2 separate regions of the Homo sapiens genome follow, and region 2 is linked to region 1. Evidence: chromatin contacts called from ENCODE Hi-C or POLR2A ChIA-PET data. All regions are on one chromosome and are shown on one strand. The core of a region is the stretch at or near the end of the contact, and the rest is flanking DNA. Distances in the headings are between cores, read along the strand shown. Region 1 overlaps MON2 (MON2 regulator of endosome-to-Golgi trafficking). Region 2 overlaps PPM1H (protein phosphatase, Mg2+/Mn2+ dependent 1H).

What was found. A loop is a pair of places that touch in the nucleus more often than their neighbours do. ChIA-PET counts read pairs that join two places held with the same protein, here RNA polymerase II (POLR2A).
Region 2: a loop to region 1 is called in a map with no recorded cell type, with 2.5 times the contacts of the local background. The contact joins two enhancer-like sites. A Hi-C loop is called at or near these places in 1 of 37 single-sample maps with no recorded cell type. POLR2A ChIA-PET finds 5 or more read pairs at or near these places in 2 of 52 experiments (GM12878 and activated CD4-positive, alpha-beta T cell).

Annotation. Positions count from the first base shown.
Region 1 is chr12:62,517,684-62,520,849 of GRCh38, forward strand. All of the region lies in intron 8 of MON2 (MON2 regulator of endosome-to-Golgi trafficking), which reads left to right. Among named protein-coding and RNA genes, the nearest start is that of MON2-AS1, 34 kb to the left of the region's middle. Within about 2 kb of position 1,533, at least 2 of the 41 ENCODE cell types and tissues checked have a DNase peak (open chromatin) inside an H3K27ac peak, as active enhancers do.
Region 2 is chr12:62,691,576-62,694,741 of GRCh38, forward strand. PPM1H (protein phosphatase, Mg2+/Mn2+ dependent 1H) reads right to left here. Exons shown (of 10, transcript NM_020700.2): 7 at 2,361-2,424. Among named protein-coding and RNA genes, the nearest start is that of MIRLET7I, 89 kb to the left of the region's middle. Within about 2 kb of position 1,441, at least 5 of the 41 ENCODE cell types and tissues checked have a DNase peak (open chromatin) inside an H3K27ac peak, as active enhancers do.

The DNA of each region.
Region 1 (3,166 bases), core at 283-2,782:
CATCTCTATCTCATATTTCCAGCCTCCAGAATTGTAACAAATAAATTTCTGTCATTTAAGCCACCCAGTCTCTGGTTATCTTGTTATGACAGACTAAAGATACTTGGGCCAAGCTGAGATACTTGGTTTCTGTCTATCAATTCTGTTATTTAACAATTTATCTAATAACCTTTTCAGAGATACAGATATCTTAATTCCTCAGTAATTTCCATTTTGGATGAAATTGTTTTATTGATTTCATCTGTTCTGGACACTGTACAAAGTAATTGTCTTAGTTCGGGCTGTTATATAAAATATGCCAGAAACTGTGTAGCTTAAATCTCAAAGTTCTGGAGCCTCAGAAGTCTAAGATCAAGCTACTAGCATATCTGGTGTCTGGTAAGGGTGTACTTCCTGGTTTGCAGATGTCTGTCTTCTCATTTTATTCTTAAATGGTGGAGAGTAGAGACAGGAAGAAGCCTCTCAAGTATCTTCTTATAAGGGCACAATCCCATTCATGAGGGTTTCAGCCTTATAACCTAATTTCCTCCGAAAGACTCCACCTTCAAATATCATCCCACTGGGGAATAGGCTTCAACACATGAATTTTGGGGGTGTATAAACATTTAGACCATAGCATTGCTTTGCATACATTAATACATTTTAACTTTACTACAGCCCTATGAAGCAGACATTCATATTTGAGTTTTATAGCTGAGAAAATGAGGACCAGGATGCTTATATAGTTTGCCTGAGATGATGCAGTTTATAAGCTGCAACACTGGGGTGTTAACTAATTTTTTAGGCTCCATAACACACTTTTAACCCCACTACACTTTACTACTTCGCTGTTTTCTTAGTTCTCGCTCTCTTTTTTTTTCTTTCTCCAAGGCTGACAGTGCCAAGTTTCTTGTATTGCTTCTATAACATTCTCCATATTTTGACCTTTGTCCCTTTAATTGGTGGGGGTGTAGGGGGACAACGTGGGACAAATGACAGCACAGCCAGCAACAGAAAAAAATGGAAAGTTACTGCCTAAAGGAAGAGGAAGGCCTGTTTTCCTGCTTTACTTGTGAACTGTGGGTGATGATCAACTGGTAAAACATTGGTTCCTAATAAGGAACTCTAGGACTGAGTTGGCAAAGTTGAGATTTTCAGATATATATAAGAAAGTAATTCCTCAGTATTGTAATTGGCTACATTGGGACATCTTAGCTTAGAAAAAATTAGGCATTCTACAGTTTCTTCAAGGGCAAAAGTTAGATGCCTGGTAGTTGGGGGGCAAGCTATATATGGTTGATGTGTGATGCCTCTCTCTTATTTCTCTGTATTTTCTTTATTTAAACCTGGAAATGGTACATCTCCTAGAAGACATACTAGAGGAATAATTCTTATACTTTTTAGTCTCAAGACTGCTTTATACTCTTTTATTACTTTTTTTGCAACAGGAAGTGGTCATTTAATAAATAACCATGTGGAAGAGGGGGTGCTACCATTCAAAACACCCCGACGGGTCACAGAATGTTCCAGAGCAGAAAGGCACTGGGGACGCCCTGGCTGTCTGCCACCTCTAGCAGCACACCACCGTTCCAATCATTCAGCCCTTTGTGTCCCTACTAGTCCCTGAAATCGCCTCAGCTGAGTGATACTGGGGGTGGGTGGTGAGAGGGGAATGCTGGGAGGGAGTGACACTTGGGGATCCAAGACAGAGGTATCAGGACCCAAAATAAATAAATCATGTTGAATGCCCTATGAAAACAGTGACCCCTTTATATTCTTAAAAAATATTTAGGAGCTTTTGTGCATGTGAGTTATTTCTATCATTATTTACTTTATTAAGAATTAAAGCTGAAATGATACTAAACCTATTACATGTTAACATAAATTTTTATGAAAAATAATTATGTTTTAAAGAAAAAATTATTTTACGTTTTCCAAATGTAAATGTCTTGAATGTCTGGCTTAATAGGAGACAGCTGGATTCTCATATCTTTTGTCTTCATTCTGTTGTGATTTTTTTTGGGTTGACACATAACGATGAAAATCTGGCTTCATAAAGACATGTAGTTGAAAGGCAGAATTATATTAATGGCCTTTTTAGATAATAATGGTGGATATTCTTCTTTGATACTATACCAAACGGTACACTTTCTTTTTTTGTTTGTCTTCTTGAGACGGAGTCTCGCTCTGTCACCCTGGCTGGAGTGCCGTGGCGTGATCTCGGCTCACTGTAAACTCCGCCTCCTGGATTCATGCCATTCTCCTGCCTCAGCCTCTTGAGTAGCTGGGACTACTGGCGCCTGCCACCACGCCCGGCTAATTTTTTGTATTTTCAGTAGAGACGGGGTTTCACCCCGTTAGCCAGGATGGTCTCGATCTCCTGACCTCGTGATCTGCCCGCCTCTGCCTCCCAAAGTGTTGGAATTACTGCGTGAGCCACCACACCCTGCCGACACTTTCTTACAGGTCTAGGATCTGAAACGTTTTTATACTGTGTTACAGTAAAATTCATTTCATTGGTCTTACATTTCAAATGGATCTTTTAGTCATGCATGATTTTGTAACATCATGTATTTTAGTTGTGTAGATATTCCAAATGTTATCACTTCCTGCAAATATTACATTTGTTAATATCACCACCATATATCAGAAGAGTCTTAGGTTATAGGGTAGATACAAGTTTTTTTAAATTCTGATTTTTGTTTGAAAGCTCAAATTTTATTATTGGCAACAAACACTGTCAGTTGTTTACCCTAAAGTGACAGGCGTACTTTATTTTTGAGAAACTGTTTGTACAGTATATACAAATGTAAATAATCATGATTTACTGTTTGCTTTTTCAGTGAAAATGTTATTCCACAGGGTAAAAAGACTAGCTCAGTTCACAGCTATGCTTTTCTTCCAACAATGATGGTACTTTGATACACAGTAAAAACGCTTCATGTGTACTTCCTGTTTTGTCACAAGGAACATTAAAAAGGCATGTACTTGGCCAGGCGCAGTGGCTCACGCCTGTAATCCCAGCACTTTAGGAGACCGATCACCTGAGGTCAGGAGTTTGAGACCAACCTGGCCAACCTGGTGAAACCCCATCTCTACTAAAAAATACAAAAAATTAGCCGGGTGTGGTGGCAGGCACCAAAATATCCAAAGTATATAAGATATTATATGTATAATAATATATATA
Region 2 (3,166 bases), core at 191-2,690, 170 kb after region 1:
CACTTTGGGAGGCCAAGGCAGGAGGATCACTTGAGCCCAGGAGTTTGAGACTAGCCAGGGCAATGTGGTAAAACCTCCTGACTACAAAAAATACAAAAATTAGCCAGTGTGGTGGCATGCGCCTGTAGTCCCAGCTACTCAGGAGGCTGAAGTGGGAGGATCACCTGATCCTGGGATGTCGAGCCTGAAGTGAGCCGAGATTGTGCCACCGTACTCCAGCCTGATGCCATGTCTCAAAAAAAAAAAAAAAAAGTGATGCAAAGCAAAGCCTGGGGCCCTCTGCCCTGCTGGGAGGCTGGACTGGCTCCCTTCTAGCCAAGAAGTGCTCAACTCTAAATGTGAAAAATTCTGAGTCCCTTGTGGCTCTCCTGCTCTCCTCCCTGAAATGGCGGCTTCTCTGTGTGCTCTTTCCAGCCAAAGAAATCTGATGTTTCTGCTAGTGACTGACCTTGTTTACGAAGTATCCAGGTGTTACCCACACCAGTCTTTAAAAGCATCTGAAGAAAGAAAATGAGAAGTAATGGCCACAGAAGTACTCTGAAATTTCTGCGTAGGGGTACGCGGAGAAGAAAGAGAAAATCCCAGTCCAGGATCTAGAAGGAGCTCCAAGAACTCATGGAGTCCTCAGAAAGGGGTGGTATCTACCAACAAAAGCAAAATGGAGACATGGTGGCTTTTAAATAGGCCAACAGGTACACGGACAGAACTTGCCACCTGCCCATCGCAAGACCATCAAGCTTAAATTACCTGAAATGCTTGAGGAACATGATGTTTTGGTGAATTGAACTTTATACTAAAATTAGAAAACTCTTGCTCCTTCAAATCTTACTGCTATAAACTTCCAAGAATACATCATTCCATTTTCCTATTGTACTAAGGAAAGTATACTGAACATAACTGAACAGCTTATTTAATACTTATGCATTTATGTCAGGTACCAGGCTAGACAGGAACTAGAGATACAGGGGTAACAGAATGTGTTCCTGAGTTTACTGGAACTCACTGGATATTAAAGGGTAATACAGAGAATCTCAGCCCCACAAAGAAATGGAGCTGCAGGCATAGGTCATTGGGCTGAATGATACTCATTAATGGTGCCCATTGTACCAAAAGGCACAAATATTTATATCAGAACAGTGCCTATTAGCCCTGACACGATTCTTAACCAGAGACTGTGATCTGAAAGGTGTTCATTTTCATGAATGGGGTATGTTCGTTTAAAAAATGATTCCTACATGGATCAGATATTTGTGTTTGGTATTCCTCCTTCTGTTGAGATGTCTTTTTGCATTGAAATCACTGCTGGTCTACACGGAGCCCAAAACCTAACCATGTTTGTTCTCTTGCTTTTGCTCTGACACACACACACACACACACACACACACACACTCTGCCCATGGAAGGCATCCTTTGGTTTTCTTCTGAGTCATTTCTTCTTGATAAAAACTATCGTATCGAATGCTGGAAAAATTATCAGTTGAAGACTCTTCTCAATGTGACCACATTTTTCACTTGGAATGCTTCACACCGAGTTGAAATGTATTAGTGTTCCGAGGAAGAATGCAATGATTCAGAAGGTGTTTGTTCTTACTAGGAAATAGATTCCAAGCTTCTTGCTCTCCACTCCAGGATTTCAACCTCCTCCAGGCCTCTGCTCAGAGACCACTTTAGGATCCACAGCTTTTCTTTGGTTCGACAACGTGCTGTTCAGTGCTGGATTCTGACTGGAACCCTGGGAGCTGATGATGGTCTTTGTTATCTTAGTCTGGACTCTGGTTGCTGTGACCTTATAGTCTAATTACAGTGACGCTTTGGACTCTCTTCCATGGGGCAAGTGGCAAACAGACTTGCAAAGTCTGGACTTCCATGGTGGAGTCTGAGACGCGCGAAGCAGACAGAAAGCCAAGGCACCACATCCGCAGCTGCCCCTCGCTTGGCTGCGTGATCTGCCTGAGCTGTTTTAACCTCACAGTCCCAGCTGCCTCGTCTGCCAGATGGATATAACACAGCCAGCTTGACCTGCCTCCTTGCTCGTTGTCAGATATAAATGAGATGATGTGTGTGAAAGTGGTTCATGTTTAAACACTGTAAAAAGTTATTCAAATGGATTGGGAAGGGGGACTTTATTTTCACAAAATTGGCTTGAGTCCCTTGTGCTCACCGCCCACCTCCCACCCCCACTACTCCTTGGACCCTGAAGACAGGAGGCCTGAAGGATGATGGATGGGATATGCTTTCAAGCTGTCAAGGCTATAAAATCACAAGCTGCTGAGTGGAACACACGGACTGCCACGGGCTATGTGGAGCGAAGGCGGGACAGAGCCCTGTCCTCTCTACCCAGGGGAAGCACACGTGCCTACCTTCTTGCCTTCTCCATATATAAGGGGGAACTTCAAGTCCTCATCCTCAATGGTTTTGTATGCCCTGTAGGGGATAAACAACATTTTAAAAAAGGTTTGCACTCAATTAGTGACCTGCTGCCCTGACACCGACTGCTAGGGATTTCATTTTCCCTGAGACCCCATCCACTCACCACACTGACTACCTCTTCCTTTATAGGGAGTTGTTCTCCCTACAGAATTGTGTGTGTGTGTCTTTTACCAAACCAGAAAATACTGTCTTTATATGCTTGAAGAGGGAGGAAATAAGTTGGCATATGCATAATTAGCAAAAAGGGGAGATGGGTTTCTGGCCTTAGGGTCTGTGTAATAATGAAGTGACCCAGCAACAGTATTCTCATCACGAATCCAAAACTGTGAGAAACAGCAGAGCTCAGAGATGAATGGAGTGTGAAACTGCTTCGAGAGCCAGTTCTCACCTTCAGGGGTTGTTTATACCAAAACAGCCTTGTATTGGGATGGCTAGGGAAGAAATCTTTCGAGCCTGTTTGTCCTCTATATAATATGCAAGGTTGGTAAAACATTCTTTGTTTCACAATAGCTTTTAAATAGCCACTCAATACACAGAAAGAACCTTCAGTTTATGCCTCAATGGTTTATTCCAGATAGGGTTCTCCAGTGCCACAGCCTGCACAGCGGAGGCGGGTAAGATGAAAGGGACAGAGCTGATGAAGACCATGTCTTGCAATTTTGCTTATAACCAAGTTAAAAAACAAACAAGCGAACAAACAACTGTTAGCCCAGTTACAGCTGTTTATCACCTTGAG